Linked DNA regions of Homo sapiens: regions 1, 2, 3, 4, 5 and 6 are each linked to region 7. A link is a contact called in ENCODE Hi-C or POLR2A ChIA-PET data. All regions are on one chromosome and are shown on one strand. The core of a region is the stretch at or near the end of the contact, and the rest is flanking DNA. Distances in the headings are between cores, read along the strand shown. Region 1 holds the start of CTC-338M12.4 (a long non-coding RNA gene). Region 2 holds the start of CLK4 (CDC like kinase 4). Region 3 holds the start of N4BP3 (NEDD4 binding protein 3). Region 4 holds the start of PHYKPL (5-phosphohydroxy-L-lysine phospho-lyase). Region 5 holds the start of TRIM7-AS2 (TRIM7 antisense RNA 2). Region 6 holds the start of MGAT1 (alpha-1,3-mannosyl-glycoprotein 2-beta-N-acetylglucosaminyltransferase). Region 7 holds the start of MAML1 (mastermind like transcriptional coactivator 1).

Region 1 (2,700 bases), core at 9-2,508, 1.5 Mb before region 7:
AGGGGCTGGTTCCAACTGTACAGGTCCTGTGGACTCCTCAGAAAAGGAATGGTGAGATGGATTTTCATAGGAGAGCCTCTCCAATTTCTCCTTGGGACTTTTTTTTTTTTTTTTTTGAGACGGAGTCTCTCTCTGTCGCCCAGGCTGGAGTGCAGTGGCGCCATCTCGGCTCACTGCAAGCTCCGCCTCCCGGGTTCACGCCATTCTCCTGCCTCAGCCTCCCGAGTAGCTGGGACTACAGGCGCCCGCCACCACGCCCTAATTTTTTGTATTTTTAGTAGAGACGGGGTTTCACCGTGTTAGCCAGGATGGTCTCGATCTCCTGACCTCGTGATCCGCCCGCCTCGGCCTCCCAAAGTGCTGGGATTACAGGCGTGAGCCACCGTGCCCGGCCTCTCCTTGGGACTCTTACCTTGTATGGAATGGAAGTGGTGCCTCTGGGGTCCCAGACACGGGAGAGAGGAAGCAGCCCAGGGGCTGGGAGAAGTGGTGAGACCCAGAAGAACGGTGGACCCAGTCAGGAAGGGTCCTGCCAGCAGGGCGTGGGCCAGCCTCGGGGTCTTCCCCAAAAGGCAGGTAGGGGCCTCCAGCAAGCTTCCCACCTCCGTGAGGCTGGAGAAGAGGCCCCCTGGATGAGAAGGAAGAGGCCGGCAGGTCCGGCGGGCGCAGGCACAGGTAGACTTCTGGTGGGAAAAGCGTGACTCAGCCTCCTCCAGCGGCTGCAGGACGTCCCCCCGCTAGAAAGGGCCGGGCTCCCTTTGCTGACCCAGAGTCAACCCAGCGATTCCTCCCGGGGAGGCGGGGGGCCCCGGCCCCGGCCCAGAGCGCATGCCTATGCCGGGAGCTGGGCGAGGACAGGGCACAGCCACAGCTGGGTGCCCAACGGGAAAGGCGGCCGTTCCCCCTCAAGCTGCACCTGAAGGGGTCCCCAGGGTCGAGGCCACTTCTCCTTCGGCTCAGGGTTGACCTTCAGTGACCACTGTGGCCTGCGGGCATCCCCTGGGAGGGACGGAGGGGGATGGAGGAAAACTCCAAAGGGAAAGGCCGAATCCTGCAGGGTCTGGTCGTCGGAAAGCCAACCATACAGTCAGCCCTCCCTCTCCTCGGGCTGCCGTCGCCATCCGGGTCCACACGGGCTCTAAGACAAAACCCCAATTGCCCCCAAGGCCCCATAGGAGGGGCGCTGCCAGAATCGCCTATTTTTAGTGAAAGAGAACCGGGCCGGGAGACGGCGGCAGGGGGCCGGAGCATTCCCGAGGTCTCGGTCTGGGTGTCGCGAGGCAGGGAAAGAGGGCGGCCCCGGAGCGGAGCGGGAAAGGGGGCGGGGCAGGGTGGGGCCGGACGTGGCAACCTCCCGCTTCCGGGACAGTGACCCGCGGCGCGGCAAGGCCTTTCCCTTGGGCGTGGGTGGGGACCTGGACTCCCTGTGGAACGTTTAAGAAAAAGAGAACCGAATGAGGTTTCGCGAAAGGAAAAAAAATGTAACTGTGATCTAGTGCTGTTGACGGCCGCGAATGGAGAAACCCCGTGTTCTCGAGGACAAATTGGAACTCCTCGGCGTTTTAGGTCCTCAACCCGGGAACCCCTCGCACCGCGAATCTCAGTCCACAGCGGGAGGCGGGTGTGGTCGTTCACCTATTTGTGCCCGAGGGCTCAGGGAGGCGCTGGCATGACCCGAGTGGGGGGCAGCAAGCTGGTTAGCGGGAGGGTGAAGGCAGCGGTCTTCCACGACCACCACAATCACCTGGGTAGGGATTGAGTCCCGTATTGGAAAAGCGAAAGAACAGTCAGCTGGGGGTGCCAAGGAGGCAGGTGATGTATACAAACCTGGAGCCTTAGGATGGTCCACAGGCTGCGGAGGACCACAGCCAGGACAACGTCCCGGAAAGCCCAAGGGAGACTGCGGCGGAAGGCAGGGGAACCTGCAGAGGACCAGGAGAGCAAGCTGTTTCAGGGAGGGATCCTGGCCTTCCCTGCACACCTGGGCGTCTACAGCCTCCGGCAGCTCTGCCACCCTCCCTCGCCTGTCTTCTGCCTTTACGCAGGCTTTCTAGCAGACATTGCCAAGGTTCTTCTCCAGGCCTTCAAGGCCCTAGGTTAACTGCACCCTCCATTTCCCTGCTCTGTCCTCAGCCCCTCCACACTCCAGCTCAGTACGTTGGCACTAACTCTTCCCTCCGATTGAAATATTTTTCCCCCATTTGACTTCCCTCCACAGGAACATTATTCTCCCATATACCCGCAGGGCTCTCTCCGTGTCTCTGTTCCAATGTTCTCCCCTCTTCGCATACCGTAGGAAGTAAACTGCAAATAAAACAAACCAGGGTCCCCCCTCTGTCTTGTTCACAGCTGTGTCCCCAAGACCTAAAATAAGGCCTGGCACCCAAGAGGTGCTAAGTTTCACAACATTTACTCTGCCTTGTTCAGGGCGCTTTACATTTGCTTCTTCACTTTCCACACCACCATGTAATGTAGATACTAATATTATTTCCAATCTCATTTCACAGATGAGAAACGAAAGTTGATAGATGTCACAAATAGAAAAGTATATACTTAGGTATAATGCCCCCTTTATTTTGCATAGATGTTGGTGGCTGCTATCATCCTGATCTGTGCCCCTGTTTAAAACTACTTGAATAGACATGGTGCCAACACTGTCTCTTATAGTCAGAGATGGGTGAGAATGGGAGCCATTACTTA
Region 2 (2,700 bases), core at 140-2,639, 1.1 Mb after region 7:
CTTTCAAGGATGAGTAAGATTTAAATTTGTAGATGCAAAAATGGTGGCTATTCTAGATGAAAATAATATCATTTGTTTCATTCTGTAGCATAAAGAGTTTACCCTTCCAGTTTTCCAAGTTTCTTTTCAACTTCGCTTCTTGGAGTGCAATCTCCATGAAAATTCAACTTACTTTTTGAAATGCTGTACAATCTCCGAGATTTATCTAAATTTACCCTACTTACCCAAACCAGATGGCACAAGTTTCTATCATGTTAGATCACTAAAGGTATTTCCGTTCCCTCCTTTCACCTAACAGGATAACAGGTCTCCCACATGCTACTGGGCTAATACCCGCAAGAGTTCAACCCTACCCTCCCAAATTTGATTTCTAGCTTTCCCTTTTATCCAGCGAATCCCCGTCAGAATACAGAAGCCAACCCCCACCCCGCCCGCCGTCCCCCCCCACGATCTTCAGTCTCACCTAAACCCTTTCCCTCACTTACGCCCTTCCTTGCTTTGACACCCTATTCTTGGTTCTCCTCCTCTGCTGATCATTCCTTCTCAGGCCCCTTTCCCTCTGGCCCTTGAGTGTTCCCCACAGGGCTCCGACTTTGACCCTAATATTTCTCATGTTACATACTTACACGGGGGAACTGCCTGAGGGTCCTCAGAACTGCAGAATACCTTATTTGAGGTAAGCAAGCCCCATAACGGACTATCACTAGCTCAGAGACATTTTTCAGCCTTGAATAAAATCAGCCCGCAGGGACAAAAAAAAATGGGGAAAACTTCGTTAGGGAAACTTCCAGCGACCTTAACTGCTCAGGAGGTAGGGATCCTAACAGGAAAACCTTGTCAGGAGTCTCCATTGAAACCTCCGGGTTTTTGTTTTGTTCTGAATAGGAGCACGTGCCTTGAAAAGATTAGCACCCCTTGAGCTTGTTTTCTGAGACAGCCTCTTTGTCCGAATCCACCTTAGACTGGAAGCGCCAAGTGGGCAGGACAAGCACCCAGTCCAGGGAACAGCCCAGGGACCAGCCAAGGCCCGCCCTAGGCGGTTTTGGGGCCGTTGTCGGGTGCCGGCTGCGGGAGTTGAGGTCCCGGGGGAGGGGGCAGACACGCGGTACACACTGAGGGCGGGACACGGGCGTTCCTTCCCGGTTCCACCCGAGCCCGTAGAGAACGTAAACACCCTCCCGGCCTAGAGGCCCCGGGACCGGGTGGGCGGGGGGGGGGGGGTGGAAATGCTTGGGCCGCGCAGCCGCAGTGTGGAGGCTCGAGCCCCGCTCTTACGTCACGTGGAGCCCCGCCCTTAGGTGGAGCGGCGGGAGCGCGCAAGGTTCTGTCACGCAGGCGCGTTCGCGCGGCGTAGGTGGTGCTAGAGGCGACTCGGGGGATTCTAGGGCGACGGCGCTGCCGCCATTTTGTGGGGTGTTTGTCGCAGCGGCCGAGGAGGGAAGACGGCAGTTTGGCGACATTTCTCGGCCGAAGGGCCATTTGCTTTTGCGGAGGTAGGGTTGCAGATGGTGTGTGCTGGGACAGGCGGCTGTCGGTCTTTAGGTCTCCGAGCCAGGTGTCGGAGAAACGACCGCGTTAGGGGCCTGGGCTTCTGGAGCTGAGTTGGGAGTTCTGCGAGGCGCTGCTCGGCTGGTGCACGCCGGCAGCACCGAAAGTTGCTCGGGCGTCGCGGTTCTGCCGCTGACCCTTCTCTGAGGGCCCTGGCCGCTCGCGTCGCGGCTCCGGAGGCCGTGGGCTCGCGGTCCCCTGCTGCCTGGCGAGCGCGGCTGTTGGTTAACCCTGTCGGGACCTCTTCCAGCCGGCGGGCGCTAGGACCTGTCGGGAGACCCTTCGAGAGCCGTCTCTGGCATTCGTGTTGTCGGAGATCAAGTCTTCCCCTGGATTCCTGGCCTGGGCCGTTTGTAGCGTTTCGGGGGTTTTCCAGAGTCAAGCATTTGCCCCTGTCTTGAGTGCGCCAAAGGCACTGGCCGGGTGCCCAGGAGCCGGGAGGTGGGGACCGGGCGTCCGTGCAAATCCAGGTGGTTGAGGGCAGTAGCTGCTTGTGAGAGGTGGAAATTTGCGGAGGCTAGTCCTCTGTGCTATGCTGAACACAACATTGTTGCAGCGAACCTGCGTTTCTGGTGGTTTTGCATCTTATTATCCCTGGTTGCCTAAATAGTCCAGATAGGCTTATCCGATCCTTAGGAAACCGCCCCGCAAACTGAACTCGCCAGCCACTTTGTCTTGCCTCATAGCTGTCCTGTGCGATTGTGCTTTTTACACACCCCTACAGGCTTGTAACCCATTAAATGCAGTCCTCTTGGAGCCATCCAATCCTAAACTTATAACCTGTTTCGATGTTTTTAAGCCATGTACGTAGCGTAAAGTTGTCAAGAACTACAGGATCTTAAGGGCAGTGGCGATGGATCTACATATGAGATCCATTGTGTCATTATTTTTTGAAAGATACCTACTCTAGCATGTGGGATGCTTTATTAGAGGCAGTGTCATGATTCTAGATAGCTTTTCTTTTTTATGTATGCGAAGGAACCTTACCACGTAGAACGTGGGTCGGGTGATCTTTGTGCCTCCAGATAAAATATTTTTGAACATTGCAGGGTGAGTGGGGGAGGTCAGAGGCTGGGACTAACAGCTGAATTACATTTGAAGTAGTGAACTTGAGAAGAATTTTGGACTCTCACAACGGAGCTCGTTCTTATT
Region 3 (2,700 bases), core at 113-2,612, 1.6 Mb after region 7:
TCCCAAGGACACTTGCAACCAGGCTGCCCTAGACTGCGGTCCACCAGGCCTGGAATCCCTCCTGCTGCCCCCCAGGTCAGGAAGAAATAGAGGAAACCTGCCTCATGGGGACTCCGAGTCGCTATGCTAGCTCTAGAGGCGGTGGCAGAGGCAGGCTGGCCGCATTCATTCACAGTCTGGCACATGCACACCACACGCTGCCAGCCGGTAGAGAAGCCCTGCCTGGGAGGGCCCTGGGAGGAGGCTGATAACCGCGCCCAGGATGGCCTCCTGCGTCCGCTCCCTCCCGAGGACAGCCAGGCCCAATCTGTTCCTATGTGGTTGGGGTCGGGGGGTGGCCCAGTGGGAGGCAACGGGTCTCAGTTCTCTTTCTGGATACAGCCAGGGCCCTGATTTCGGCTTGTCCCCAGGCCAGCCCTCACTTGGGCCAAAGGCTGTGGCCGGGACTGGACCGGGTGCTCTGGCGGTCAAGACCTAGGAATGTCCCCTACCCGCAGACCCGCAGCTGCAGCCTGGTGGACCGGCAGGGGGTTGGGGGATAAAGGAGGTGTGGGAGGAAGCGAGAGATCTCATGGGGAAGTCAGAGGGGCAAACGAGGTTGCATCCCCACGGAATTTGTGTCAGGAAAGCAGGGGTGAAGGCGAGGGTTCCCCAAAGCTGCGGGAGGTCCCGGAGCTACCTGGGGGGCGGGGTGGGAGGCGCGTCTCCTCCTGGCCCCTCCCTGAGGCCTGCCGGGAGCGGCTGGGCCGGGGGGCGGAGGCCGAGGTCAGACGCCGGCGCCAAGGACGCCTGCCCCACCCAGCCGTGGCGCAGGGGTCCCGCGCGCTGCTCCCTGGAAAGCGCGTTTGCAGGGGTTGGGGAGAGCAAGGTAGCCTGCCGCCTGCCCCTCCAGCGGAGCATCGGGGTCGGTCCCCGATCCGGTGCCTCGGTGACCGGGAGCAGGGGACACCTGGGCGCACGCCGCACCTTGCCACCCCCGCCCATCTCTCAGACGGGAGCCTCGGCCAGCGGGACAGCAGCTTTGCCAAGGACGCCCGAAAACAAGACCTTGGCGACCCGCCCCACCCCTCCCCACCCCCCGAGTCCAGCCCGGGTCCCCAGCCCCTCGCGCGCCCCACTTACCATGGTGGCGACGCGCTCGCCGGCCCGCGGCTCCGCAGCCCTTGCGCGTCGCAGCTCCCCCGCGCGGATTTGAACCCTCCTGCAAGGCGTCGGCTCGGGCCGGGACTGCGTGCCGGGTCGGAGCGGCGGAGCGGCAGGCGCCGGGAAAACGCGGGCGGGCGCCGGCGCCGGAGCCGGATTGGCGAGGGAGGGACGCGCTCCGCGGCGCTCGATCGCCTGCCCCAAAGGCGGAGGGAAAACCCGGCCTGACTCACCGGCGCGCGGCAAGCCCACAGCCCGGCCCCGGCCCCCGGATGTGGGGGGCGGGGCCGCCTACCCGCGAGCCAACCTGGGCCCCGCCCGGCCCCGACCGCGCCCCCGGCCCTGACCCGCAGAGGCGCCGCACGGCGGTGGCGGGCGAAACCTGGACCGGCTGCGCCTCGCGTCGCTGCCTCCTTGAGCGCCCCGGCTCGTTCCCGAGGGGTGGGCAGCCCCGAGCGCGGCCCACGCCCCAGAGAGCGCACAGCGCCCCCGCTTCTCCTCCTCCGCCGTTCGCCTCGCCCGCCTCCTCTAAGGAAGAGGCGCGTGAGGTCCCTCACCTCCCTAATTGTAGCCGCCTCCTCTCCGGAAAACCTGATTTCCCCCCTTTGGGGATGAACCACAGTAGTACTTTGAGAAGTGAAAAGATTTTACCCCACGACTCTGGCTGAATTGGGCACAGAGTTATTTTCTTTTTGCCTCCAAAGTATTCTAGGGGCAGCAAAATCAGGTGCCTTCAGGGGCCAGAAAAATTACGCAAATGAGTCGTGAGCTTCCTACTAAGACAGTAGGAAGACATGGAAACAGACACAGACACGTAAAGGAGTCATATTCGAAAAATTAAAACACCGTTTCTAATTCAAAAGTTAAGCATAGAGTTACCATATGATCCGGCAATTATAGTCCTCAAACAAGTAATGTTCTTGGCAGTACTAGTCACAATAGTCAAAGAGCCAAAAGGTGGAAACAGCCCAAACTAACAATTGATGAGGGTGTAAGCAAACAATGGTAGATCCATTCAGTGGAATATTATTCAGCCATAAAAAAGAAATGAACGCCATGTGATGACTCATGTCTGAACTCTCCCAGCACTTTTGGAGGCCAGGAGTTCAGGAACAGCCTGGGCAACTCACAAAACTCCATCTCTATCTTAAAAAAAAAAAGACCTGATGTGGTGGCTCACCCCTGTAATCCTAGCATTTTGGGAGGCCGAGGCAGGCGGCTCACTTGAGGTCAGGAGTTTGAGACCAGCCTGGCCAACATGGCGAAATTCTATCTCTACCAAAAACACCAAACATTAGCCAGGCATGGTGGAGCGAGCCTGTAATCCCAGCTACTCGGGAGGCTAAGGTAGGAGAATTGCTTGAACCCAGGAGGCAGAGTTGCAATGAACGGAGATTGTGCCACTACACTCCAGCCTGGATGATGGCGTAAGCCTGTCTCAAAAAAAAAAAGAAAGAAAAGAAAAGAAAAAGAGGAATGAAACACTGATGATACCTGCTACAACATGGATAAACCTCCAAAACATGGCAAGTGAAAGAAACCAGACACAAAGCCCAC
Region 4 (2,700 bases), core at 149-2,648, 1.5 Mb after region 7:
ATCCTCAGAAACGAAGTACAGGCTGGGTATGGTGGCGTGCACCTGTAGTAGCAGGTACTTGAGAGGCTGAGATGGGAGGATCACATGATCCCAGGGAGGTAGAGACTGCAATGCTGCACTCCAGCCTGAACAACAGAATAAGACCCTTTCTTTAAAAAAAAAAAAAAATACAGGCCACAAGCAGTTAACCTCGCAGTTAATTTGGGAAGAATTTTTTCCAAAAATCATGTAAAATATTCAATTCAGCTTTACAGTTAAAAATAAGAAATTCCATTCTTTTAGGGAAGATGAAAAAGTCCTGTTGCATGGATGGTGGTGATGGCTGCACGACGATGTGAATGTACTTTTGCCACTGAATTGTATCCTTAAAAATGGTTAAAATGGTAAAATTTTGTTATGTATATTTTACACAATAAAGAAAAAAGAAACTCCAAATGTTCTTTAATAAATGCCTTAAGCGGCCGGGTGCGGTGGCTCACCCGGCCTGTAATCCCAGCACTCTGGGAGGCCGAGGCAGGCAGATCATCTGAGGTCAAGAGTTCAATAAATGCCTTATGCATCTTACAACTGTATTGGGAAGAGAAGAAGAAATCAGCAATGAGGGAGTGAAGCAGAGGCCTGGGAATCATGATGTGGACAGAAAGAAGGGACAATCAGGAGCCTCCCCTGCACCTGCTGCAGTCCCAGGCCCGTGTTCCAGGGTTCTTCAAGGCAGAAAGCCCCAGTGCCTCACCCCAGGAGGGGGCTTTTCTCTCATATCCCAGCCCCTTGGGAGGCTTTTTCTTCTCACTCCCTGGGCTGGGAGTCAAGAAGACCTCAGTAGGAGTCCAGCCTCTGCAGCCTTGCTGCGTGTCTGACAACAAAACCCTTTCCCTTTCTGGGCTTCAGGGTCACCGACATGTACCACAAGGAGGATTCCCAACCTCTCTTCTTGCCCAAACGCTGCATGATTCTCTCAGCGACGATACAGCTCGTCCGGTTCACCCTGCCTAGATTCTAGCAGGAACTATGGTGCCCTGAAGGTCAAGCCCATGGTGATCTCCTTGGTCAGCCCCAGAAGGGACCCTGGGCTCTCCTTCTGCTCTTCCTGCTGCCCCTTCATGGGGCTGGGAAAACCTAGGACCTGCTTCTCCCACCCTGAGGCCCCTACTGTGTACCAGGCCCGGGTAAGGTACCAGTCACATACTCGCACTTAGGCCTCACAGTTCATCCCATTTTATGCACAAGGCGACTCAAAGACTGAGTCTGGCCCAGAGAAGGCCTGCAGGAGCTCCGAGCCCCGCCTGGGCGCCGGGAGCAGGGGCGGGGTCGTCCGGGACCCTTTCCCGGAAGGGAGGCCGCAGGGGCCTGCGGGGCGGGGCCTGCGGGGCGAGGCCCGGGGCGCGTCCCGGAACCAGAGACGGGGCAGCGCTCGAGTTCCTGCGCGGGACTGCCAAGGCACGACCACGGGCCGGAAGGCTGCCAGGCCCAGTGGGCAAGCGAAGAAATGAACCACCGCAACGCGGGCGCTTCGGGGCGGGGCCGAGTGCGAACCTGAGCCCCAAATCCCGACCCAGGCAGGGGCGGGGCCCGGAGCGGGGCCTTGGAGGCCCAGCCCGCGCGGCGACGTCTCCGCGTGGCGTCACGGCACCGACTGACGGCCACCCACCATGGCCGCAGACCAGCGCCCGAAGGCCGACACGCTGGCCCTGAGGCAACGGCTCATCAGGTACCCGGGCGGGGGGCGGGCGGCGGGGGGCGCGGGGCTGCGCGGAGAGGCACGCGCACGCACGACGCACGCACGCACGCACTACGCACGCGCCTCCGGCTAGGAAGCCGCTGCTACCCATCCCGTCCGGCCGCTGCCCCGGCCCCGCTGGAGCTTCTAGGGCCCGAGGCGGGCGGCGCCGTTGGGCAGTCCCGGCGGGTGGTCTCCGGGGCCGCCTCCCCGACAGCGCCGTCTCCAGGCCGCCCAGTTCAGGAGACGGCCCCGCCCTCACCGCTGTTCGGCTGTGTCAGCCTCGCTTGGCAGCCTTTACTCCGGAGAAGACCTTCACCCTGGCGCCTGAGAGGACCTCACCCAGGGTGGCCCGTCAGCAGCACCTGGGCCTGGCTCGAGAGTGACCTGGGAGGGGGCTGAAAGGGCAGACAAGGGAGAGTCGGGGGAGTCGGTTCACAGGCAGCACACTTGACCTGTGAGGGGGCCCTCGGTGGGACGGTGGGTGAGGTCGCCTCCCACTGGAGCTTAGGGCTGGCACCCAGCGAGGGGCAGCAGGGCCACGTGGCTGGCAAGGAGCTGTTTAGGGCTGAGAGCCAGGCACCTAATGTTGGTGCCCTGGCCCATCCCATCGAAGACACGCGGCCTTATGGAGTCCCCATGGGACGGGGCAGCCACCTTTTCTCAGGATCCGGGAGACTGACGCGGACACATGCAGAAATGAGCAAGGAGGCCACAGAGGCTGAAAATGCTTTCAGAAACAATCCGAAGTTTCAGCGACTTGTTACCCCATCTGCTTCCTGCTTTGCAACCACCTGTGGAGTGGAGAGACAAGGCAGGGAAGCAGCACCTTGCCCTTCCAGCTCTCATTTCCCCCCCGCCACCAGAAACTGGGAAGGGGTGGGCGGGGGTCTGCGATGAGTAGACTTCACCCTTTCGGTCTTCAGACATGGCTGTCCACTCCTTGCCTGTCCCCACAGCTCTTCCTGCAGACTCTTTTTTCC
Region 5 (2,700 bases), core at 195-2,694, 1.5 Mb before region 7:
GCATTCCAGAGAGTGAATCCTATGTCCTGCTCATACATGGAGAGCAGCTCTAAAACCGGGTAGCCAATTCAGGCATTTGAATACCACTGATTTCCACAAGGAAAACCGATCTCTAACATTAATTTCCTAACTGAATCACCTATTGTTACCGTTAAGCCTTAATGTTATCTGGCTTGTATGGCTTTTTGATTAAGTATCATAATTCCCTTTGTACCATCCAACAAATGTGCTGGGCATCACAACACACATTACAGGTCCCAGAAAGTACCATGTCTGGTGAAGGTGTCACATGAGGGTCAGGTCTGGGGACTGGGAGTAGCTGTCCGCATGTTTATTTTCCGTTTTTGTGTCCATGAGTGCAATCGTGTGTCTATCAGAGTGTGTGTGTTTGCAGAGTGACTACATATATAGCTATGTATCTTAAGAAATGTAACAACAGTTACTGTAACAATTGCATAGAGAAGGGAACAGATGTTCTTTCTTGCTAACCAGGGCAGTACAGTAACTTGGATGTCAGGATGCTGGTGTCCTCGAGGGCATGTGTGTGCATTTCCCTCTCCTAGACTCTGGGCATCATAAACTCTAGGGACCTCTGGGTCTGTGAGAACAACTGGCCTAACTTGGGCCCTTCTTATTCAACCCATCAGTCCTAGCTGCTGACCCATAAGCGCAGGCCTCTGCCGCCAGACCCTCACAGGGACCCTCAGCATCCAGAATGGGGGGCACCTAGAGGCCCACCTCTGGCCTGGCCGCCCAGTGACCCAAGTCACCCGGCATTGCAGGGAGCACAGGGCAGGCTAGGCCACCAGACCAAGGTCCACCTCCTACACCCACCACTTTCTGTCCTTTGCCAGGCTGAGCCCTCATCCTTTTCCCCTCTCCTCCGGCCCGTGGGCCCTTTAAGGGCCCTGACAGAACATGTCAGGGTGTACCCTAAAAGCTGCCTTTTCCTACTTCATCCAAATGTGAGACGGGGCTGGCACCCACCCGCAACCTCGCCTGGACCCTTCCCACCCCAGCGCCTCCAAACACCTGGCCCTCCTGATTCCCCGCCTCCCCCGCCACACTCCCGCTGGGCCTCCACCTCCTGATGACCCCACTGTTCCCCCACCGCCCAGCTCGCCCCAGGTCCCGCCCTAACCTCTCGGATCTGGACTCCCTGCAGGACGGGCGCACTGACACCCTTCCCTGACCTTTCCATAGCCTTGACCTGGATCCCCGCTTCCTCACGCACAGCAAGACGCAAAACGTGCTCCCCAATCCTGCGCACGCCCTTCCCTGGCCCCCGCCCCGCCCAAGGCCCGGGGCGGTCCTCACAGCTCGGAGCTCGGCGGTGCCGCCCCGCCCCGACAGCTCCCGCCCGCGCGCGCGCCCAACGACGGCACTGTCTTCGCGGAGCCCTCTGCCGGGACTAACGGCCGTTCCGTGCCACGGACGCACGGGCAAGATGGCTGCGGCCGTGGGAGGAGCTTGGGTCCAGCAGCCACAGAACTCGGCCGAGGGTTCAGCGGACTGCGGCTGCGCGGCGCCGGCGACAGCGTCAACTGCTTTTGTGTCAAAAGGAAACCAACAGCCGGCTCCATAGCTCAGGGGTTAGAGCACTGGTCTTGTAAACCAGGGTCGCGAGTTCAAATCTCGCTGGGGCCTGCTTCCGTCTTTTCCTATTCTTTCCTTAAAGATAGAAAAGTGGAAGATAGGCAAGCCTACTTCCGCCTTCCTGGGAGGCCAGAGCCTGGCGGAGTCACTTTCTTTTTGCCTCTAAGATACCCACCGCGCAAGGCTACTTTCCTACCACTTCCTTATCTCTTGAAGAGTCAGACCCACTGCGGGCTTCCTTTTCCATCACGGGTTCCCTGGGCCCCGCGCGCCCTCTCCCCACGACCCCGCTCACTTCCTTCTGCGCGCTCCCCGGGAGCGTCTTTCCGCTTCTCTCCGGTCTTCCCACTCCAGCTAGGGACTCGCCCTCGTGTCTCCTTCCCTCTCTCCAGGGGGAGACGATGGCACTACCGCGCCCCTTCCCGCCATGCGTTTGTTTGCGGCGTTCCCCGACGCGCGCGCTGAGGCTCTGGTCTGCGGCTCTGCGCTTGGCGGCTGCGCGCCCTCGGCCTTCGGGTCCCCGCCGCCTCCGTGCTGCAAGGTCTGATTTCTTCCTGTGGAGTTAACACGGAAAAGCGCAGACGGCCACATTCATGACCCGGGAGTAACGGCTCTACCTGTCACATTCGCTTTCAGCCTAAAACAAAATTTTAGTTTATTTTAGACAAAATATATAACTAAGGTATGCTGGCCTTCTGACTGATTTATTCTTGCTGTTAACGGAAGTGTAGAAAGTGAGCCCAAGTCCTCAGTGAACAGTGGGGGCGCTGCCCAGGTGCAGGACTGGCCCCCTGGGGGTCTCGGGACGGCTCCCGCCTCCGTCTTCCCCGCACCGCGCACTTTGGAGGCCTGGGCACAGGTGGAGGCGGCGCTGGGTCCCGCCGTACACTCCCCTGTCGCAGGCGCCCTCTCTCCAGCCGGAGGGAACCTCAAAAAAGCTCTGAGCGAGTCCCCGTCCCAGGTGGGGCCGCGGCTTATACCGGGACCACTCCAGGGTAGCTCAAGGTTCGAAAACGGAATCCCTGTCCGGTGAACCAGAGAAGAGAAAATCGCTCGGGGCCACCTGGGTAGAGACCGGAGGGGTGACTGCCTTGACTGGGAGGC
Region 6 (2,700 bases), core at 24-2,523, 1.1 Mb before region 7:
ACGCAGGGGCCTGCGGGTGCGCGCGGCCCTTTGTTTCTCTAGAACCCTGCACGATTCGTGGTTTCATGTAGAAACAAGTTAGTGAGCAGTCAGTCAGTAACCACAGGCCGCAGAGTTCCGGGCTGCTCCGTGCTCTGGAACACGGGGGAGGGGTTGATGTCAGGGGCGTGGGTCCTGATCACATGGCAGCAGCCCTTCTTGGGGAAGTCAGCTACCCAGCAGCCTGTAGTCCTCGGCTACCCACCCTCACCGCCTGGGGTCCCATGGTGAGACAGCTGGGTGGGCATCAGGCTTCTGCAGAGGGCCAGGCCGGAGGGAGCTGGGCGAGGGAGTGGGGCTGGCTCCTGGCTTGCACCGGCCTCGTGGAATCCAGGCCTCAGACCTGATCGCTGGCGAAACTGGCTCTGTGCGCTGGAGCCCCTGGTCTTCTGCGTCTGTCCTCCTCCCGGCCAGACTTTACTCCTGGCTCAGCGACAGGTATTTGCTATGGAAGAGCTGTCCCTCCCTCCCCTCGGTGGGCCTGGGTCCACCTCCACCTCCTCTTCAGGTCCGCACCTTCCTCCCCTTTAAAACACCAGCCGGGCGCAGACCCGTTCTAGGCTTTTCCATGGTGCTTCCGCCAAAGCTTGTGACCGAGTCCTTCCCGCCTAGGGCTGGTGGGCCTCCCCTGCTGGTAGGTCTCTCTTCGCTTTCTTTACTCAGAACTGAAGCTCTCATTCCCCACCCACCAAGGAAAAACAAAAGGGAAGAAGCCACAGCTGGCCCCGGCTTGCTTTGGCACAGGTGTTTCCCCCCGGCCCCCCGTCGGGCACCCTGGTTCCTGTTCTGTCCCTGCCCCACGCGACCCTGGGGCTCCCACCCGGGCTCCTCAGCCTCCCCTGGGTTGGGGTGGGGGGACTGGCTCCCAGCCCTTGGCCTAGGGTTTGGTGAACGCCTTTCCTGGACTGCGGGCCCACTTCAGGCGCGGCTCCAGGCTGGGCAGCTGCGCTGGAGGGCCGAGGGCAGGGGTGGGGTCGGGCGTCCACCCTCAGGGTTGCGCCAGGGAGCCGGAAAGCCGACTCCCGAAGTTGGGGTCCTGGGAAAACTTGGGTCCTGGGTTGACTGAGAAGCGGCGGGGAAAGGAGGCGGGCCAGGAGGAGGGGGCCTGGCGGACGCCGGCCGGGGGGCGGGGCGCGGCGGGGCTGTCGGTCACGCCCCTCAGTCCGCCCCGCCCCGCCCCGCCTGCCGGGGAAGGGCCACGTTGCCCGCCCGGCCGTCCGGCCCCGGCGCGCCGCAGAAAGGGCTGGCGAGTCGAAAGGCGAGGCGGCCGCGGCAGCGCTTGGGACGCGCCTGGGCACCGGGCTCGCTCCCTGCGCCCCGGAGCAGGCCAAGTTCGGGGCCAGGACGTCGGGAGGACCTGGTGAGTAGGTGTCCGGGGACGGAGGTCAGACCGGGGGAGGCCTCGCGGGCGCCGAGAGGGAGCCCAAGGGACGTCGGGTCGCCCCAAAGCCCCGGTGCCCATGAGTGCTAGCGAGAGGGGGCTTGGCTGGGGAGCGGCCCGGTCCGACCCGGTGCCAGCTGCGCGTTAGTCCCTTCCCGAGCCGAGAGGTTGGAACTCCGCCTTCTGCTTTCGGAATCCCGGGCCTCCAGCTGTTAGAGGAAGGGCGGGCTCCGCGGACTGGGGAGGATGTTGTGAAACTCGGCCCCGGGCGTCCGTGCGTGCGGGGCAGGGAGGGGGTGGGATTGGGGAGTGGCCTTTCCCCCCTAACCTCACTCCAGCATCCTTTCCCCAAGTTAATAGAGGCTGATTCTCCTCAGCAGAAAGGAAATGTTGATTCAGTGTTGAAATATATATATAATAAGTTGGCAAGAAAACTTTTCTTCCTGTTTGCTAACGTGTGTGGAGTAGAGAGCCCCGGGACGTGCAGTGCCCGCGTCTGATAAACTCTGAAGTAGAGGGACTGTGGCTGGCCGGCTCCCTGAAGGCTGAAGCTTCACTTTGGTTAACCCTTGCTGCTGTAGTGGGTCTGCCGTTTTGTTTTAGAACATCACTGGCTGAGATGTTGCCCAGCTTTATTTTCAGTCATTTACGGTATTTTTTCAGGCCGTGTAGCCTTTGCTCTTACGTGCTCACATCATCCAGGATCTGCCTTCCATCAGCAATCACTGCGTCCTGGTCCTTCCCAATTCTGGGGACCATTGAGCTCACCCATTTCCCTGCTTCTGTGTCTCATTCTCACTGTTAGAAGCACTGCGGTATGCCTGACCTCAGTGGCCTGTGTTAACAAGGGAAACTCATTACTGTTCGGGGCAGTAGGGAAATTGTCACTGTCGTCAGTATCCAGGCAGTGGGACCTTGTGATGAACCAAATCAACCCTGTCACCTTATAGATGAGAGAACTAAGGTACAAGTGGGTCAAGTGACTTGTCCAAAGTTGCCTGGCTTGCTGGCTGGATCGCCTGAATCCCAGGCCTCATGCCTTTTGTGGCACTTGTATTTAGCTCTTCTTTTCCAGGATGAATAACCTGCATCCCTTCCCTCCTAGGTCTTATTCTCTCAACTCTTGAATTATTTAGTGTATCTTCTCTGACTACCTTTCTTTTTTTTCCGTCCTGAAATTATGGGCCTGGTACATGATACAGGAGTCCAGCCAAGGTCTAAGAACGAACATGAAAGCAGTTCAGTTAGAGTTCCATTACCTGTGACATGTCTATATTTTC
Region 7 (2,700 bases), core at 122-2,621:
GAAAAACCTTGTCTCTTTTGTAAATCTGTTTCAGGAAGAAAAACCTCTAACCAACAAATTTCAGGAACATTTACTGAGAGCCCAAAGGGAGTAATAATTGACCAACAATCTAACATCATCAGAGATTTTAAACAGGCCTGATAAATTAAAACTAGAATTGTCAACAATATTGCAGGAATCTCAAGTTCACAAAGTTCAGGCTACCTAAACAAGGAATACTTATATGCAACTCATTGAACATTTTACTAAGTTTTCCAAAAATTTCTTGATTTTCCATTCAGAGGAGTTTCAGTTGGTCAACCAAAGGCCGACTTATTTCCACATGAAAGCCCTGATCCTGCTCACAGCACAGGATCTTGTAAAGGGCAAGGACCCAATAAACATTTGCAGAATAAATGAGGCCAGGCCTACGGTGCAGGAACTCCCTCCATCACAGGCGACTCGAATGCTAGTCTATTTCGAATAAAGATCTCAACATCCCGGAATCAAGTCTGGAAGAAAAACCCTCCGGTTAGCGTTCGCCAGCCTTCCCAGGTCGGGCCTCCTGCAAGGCCCTCAAGGCGCTGTTTTCCCAAAGTAACGCCACCGTGCCACTTCCCAAAGATGACAACCTCTCAGCTCCCTGCCATGTTACCCTCTCTCCAGCCAGATCCAGGAGTCGCGGACGCCTGGGGAAGTCTCCCAGCGGCCCGATCCGCGTCAGAGGAAGCGTTTTCGGGAGAGGGGGCTGCCGCCACGACAAGCGCCTTCCCGCGCCCTACTCACCGTGGCCGGGCGGCCGTGCTCGGGGCCGTCAGCGGCGTCCAGGCGCGGGGCCGGGGCGGCGGGCGCCGGGGCCGTGGCGGCGGGCGGCTGCCTGTGCTTCCCGGCGCGCTTGGCCTTGGCCTGGATGCAGCGCTGGTGCAGGGCGAAGGTGTGTTGGCGCTCCAGCTCCAGGCGCTCGGGCGACACGGCCTCGTAGCGGGCCTCGCAGGTGCTGTGGTGGCGCCGGCACAGCTCGATGCGCCGGCGAAGGCGCTCCATGACCGCGCTGTGCCGCGGCAGCGCGAACTCCGCCATGGGGCAGGTGGGCAGCACCATGGGCCGCGGGCTGCACGGGCCGGGCCCGGGGCCGGGCCTCTCGGGGCCGGCTGGCACTGCGGGCTTCGCTCCCCGCGGCTACCCCTCTCCGCCTCACGGCCGCGCCATGCCCCCGAGGGCAGCGGAGCGGGCTCGCGCGCGGCGGCGGGTTTTCCTCCTGCCCCGCTCGGCCCGACCCCCAGCCGGCGCTTGCTGCCTACCTCAAGCCTCGGCCTCTCCCCACCGCCCCGGCCCCATTGTTTTCCGCGCTACCGCCGCGGCCGCCATCTTAAAATTGTTTTCGGGCCTCTCGGAAGAAGGCGGGGCCTCGGTAAGAGACCTTGTGCATCACGACTGATGAGCAGGGGCCCTGGCCAATCAGAGAAGGAAGAACCGGCCGCCCGAGGGCGTGGGGACGAGCACGCAAGAGGCGCGCTCGGGCGCCAGAGCGGTATTTAAAAGGAATTCTCAAGCGAAGGGCGGAGGGAAGCCCCTGGGCGGGCCTTAATCCTGGGGGCGGAGCTAAGCGTGACTGACAGGAGCCCGTCCAAGAGGCGGCTATTGGTTTCCTGCACAGCACCCGCTGAAGGCAGGCCCTTCCGGCTACCCCGAGAAAAGGGGAATCTGGCAGGCGAGTGCGGCGCAGCTGGCCAGTCCCTGTCGCCCGCCTGGCAGTACAGAGACCTTTTTTTTAAATTATTTTTTAAATTTCGACTTTGATAAACTCTAAGTAGCCACGCTATTTTAATGTCAGCCGTTTTACTTTGACCTTATTCCTTGTATCCAGCCCCATAATTGGTCAGAATCGTCTAGTGAGCTGGTAGTTTCCTCTTGCAACATTCCGAATCACTGGTAGTTTCCACCTATTTGTAAAAGCCCGAGCAAGTTTCAAAAGTGCAGTATTACTCACTACTTAAAAAAAAAGTCCAGAAGATGTGAGCAAAAGCATGCAAGAGTGCAGCTCCATTAGAGGGAACTGGAAATGCAAAGGACGACGTTTCACCACAACCACCGCCTTCCAGGCTCAAGCGATTCTCCTGCCTCAGCCTCTCCAGTAGCTGGGATTACAGGCATGCGCCACCACGCGCGGCTAATTTTGTATTTTTAGTAGAGACGGGGTGTCTCCATGTCGGTCAGGCTGGTCTCCCACTCCTGACCTCAGGTGATCCGCCCACCTCGGCCTGCCAAAGTACCGCGATTACAGGCGTGAGCCGCCGCGCCGGACCAAAAACAGTCCTTTAGGTAAAACTGAGTTACTCAACAAAACCAAACCAAGACAAATTATGCCCCATTATTAAAACTAATAGGCAAAGGGGAGTAGAGGGACTGGAGCAATCAAACAGTGTTAGTACTAAAACTAGATAGTGTGATGCCAAAGGATATCAGGAACTCTAGATATGGGCACTCTAATTGCTAAAAGGTTAAGCAGGAGGTGGCAGGAGGCTGCACATTGAGATACACCATCAGTAGTTCAAACATTCGTTACTCTAGCTTTTTACTAGGGCTCATGAGGTTTTATTTTAAAATCAAGAGAAAACAACAATCAAATATGTCTTCATACAAACGCAGCAGAAAAATACAAATCCTAATGTTTTAAATGGAGAAAGTGGGCCACCAAGGCAAAAGTGCCATAATGCAGTC

What was found. A loop is a pair of places that touch in the nucleus more often than their neighbours do. ChIA-PET counts read pairs that join two places held with the same protein, here RNA polymerase II (POLR2A). Pooled maps may share reads with other maps.
Region 1: a map of gastrocnemius medialis shows a loop between it and region 7 (8-fold over the local background). The contact joins the promoter of CTC-338M12.4 here to the promoter of MAML1 in region 7. A Hi-C loop is called at or near these places in 1 of 168 maps with a recorded cell type or tissue (gastrocnemius medialis), 1 of 37 single-sample maps with no recorded cell type and 6 of 50 pooled maps.
Region 2: a loop to region 7 is called in a map of CD8-positive, alpha-beta T cell, with 26 times the contacts of the local background. The contact joins the promoter of CLK4 here to the promoter of MAML1 in region 7. A Hi-C loop is called at or near these places in 1 of 168 maps with a recorded cell type or tissue (CD8-positive, alpha-beta T cell), 5 of 37 single-sample maps with no recorded cell type and 11 of 50 pooled maps. POLR2A ChIA-PET finds 5 or more read pairs at or near these places in 2 of 52 experiments (HEK293 and activated CD4-positive, alpha-beta T cell).
Region 3: a loop to region 7 is called in a pooled map, with 5 times the contacts of the local background. The contact joins the promoter of N4BP3 here to the promoter of MAML1 in region 7. A Hi-C loop is called at or near these places in 2 of 37 single-sample maps with no recorded cell type and 2 of 50 pooled maps.
Region 4: a loop to region 7 is called in a map of ascending aorta, with 7 times the contacts of the local background. The contact joins the promoter of PHYKPL here to the promoter of MAML1 in region 7. A Hi-C loop is called at or near these places in 1 of 168 maps with a recorded cell type or tissue (ascending aorta), 1 of 37 single-sample maps with no recorded cell type and 9 of 50 pooled maps. POLR2A ChIA-PET finds 5 or more read pairs at or near these places in 1 of 52 experiments (A673).
Region 5: a map of PC-9 shows a loop between it and region 7 (8-fold over the local background). The contact joins the promoter of TRIM7-AS2 here to the promoter of MAML1 in region 7. A Hi-C loop is called at or near these places in 1 of 168 maps with a recorded cell type or tissue (PC-9) and 5 of 50 pooled maps. POLR2A ChIA-PET finds 5 or more read pairs at or near these places in 1 of 52 experiments (activated T-cell).
Region 6: a loop to region 7 is called in a map with no recorded cell type, with 9 times the contacts of the local background. The contact joins the promoter of MGAT1 here to the promoter of MAML1 in region 7. A Hi-C loop is called at or near these places in 1 of 37 single-sample maps with no recorded cell type and 12 of 50 pooled maps. POLR2A ChIA-PET finds 5 or more read pairs at or near these places in 1 of 52 experiments (BJ).

What each region holds. Positions count from the first base shown.
Region 1 is chr5:181,245,099-181,247,798 of GRCh38, reverse strand. It overlaps CTC-338M12.4 (a long non-coding RNA gene), which reads right to left and starts at 1,258. Exons shown (of 3, transcript NR_109909.1): 1 at 917-1,258; 2 at 413-683. RefSeq lists enhancers at 1-467, 468-1,394, 2,126-2,175, 1,395-2,323 and silencers at 726-825, 1,056-1,135, 1,236-1,315.
Region 2 is chr5:178,625,739-178,628,438 of GRCh38, reverse strand. CLK4 (CDC like kinase 4) reads left to right here and starts at 1,389. Exons shown (of 13, transcript NM_020666.3): 1 at 1,389-1,493. RefSeq lists enhancers at 1,421-2,030, 1,763-2,443.
Region 3 is chr5:178,112,194-178,114,893 of GRCh38, reverse strand. It overlaps N4BP3 (NEDD4 binding protein 3), which reads right to left and starts at 1,362. Exons shown (of 5, transcript NM_015111.2): 1 at 1,123-1,362. RefSeq lists enhancers at 133-192, 1-234 and silencers at 273-322, 673-992, 1,073-1,622.
Region 4 is chr5:178,231,500-178,234,199 of GRCh38, reverse strand. PHYKPL (5-phosphohydroxy-L-lysine phospho-lyase) reads left to right here and starts at 1,398. Exons shown (of 13, transcript NM_153373.4): 1 at 1,398-1,708; 2 at 2,677-2,700. The coding sequence starts at 1,650. LOC112267937 (a long non-coding RNA gene) reads right to left here and starts at 162. Exons shown (of 3, transcript XR_002956238.2): 1 at 1-162. RefSeq lists silencers at 1,164-1,573, 1,654-1,973 and an enhancer at 1,236-1,774.
Region 5 is chr5:181,190,634-181,193,333 of GRCh38, reverse strand. TRIM7-AS2 (TRIM7 antisense RNA 2) reads right to left here and starts at 1,444. Exons shown (of 2, transcript NR_183285.1): 1 at 1,194-1,444. It overlaps LINC01962 (long intergenic non-protein coding RNA 1962), which reads left to right and starts at 1,426. Exons shown (of 2, transcript NR_108031.1): 1 at 1,426-1,592; 2 at 1,989-2,288. TRT-TGT6-1 (tRNA-Thr (anticodon TGT) 6-1) reads left to right here and starts at 1,576; the gene lies at 1,576-1,647. RefSeq lists silencers at 1,098-1,437, 1,618-1,697, 2,318-2,447 and an enhancer at 1,458-1,637.
Region 6 is chr5:180,801,379-180,804,078 of GRCh38, reverse strand. It overlaps MGAT1 (alpha-1,3-mannosyl-glycoprotein 2-beta-N-acetylglucosaminyltransferase), which reads left to right and starts at 1,273. Exons shown (of 2, transcript NM_002406.4): 1 at 1,273-1,399. RefSeq lists enhancers at 294-403, 547-1,253, 1,254-1,961 and silencers at 774-823, 834-913, 1,084-1,443.
Region 7 is chr5:179,731,493-179,734,192 of GRCh38, reverse strand. It overlaps MAML1 (mastermind like transcriptional coactivator 1), which reads right to left and starts at 1,371. Exons shown (of 5, transcript NM_014757.5): 1 at 766-1,371. The coding sequence starts at 1,080. CANX (calnexin) reads right to left here. Exons shown (of 15, transcript NM_001746.4): 15 at 2,552-2,700. RefSeq lists silencers at 779-838, 1,079-1,278 and enhancers at 467-967, 1,729-1,828.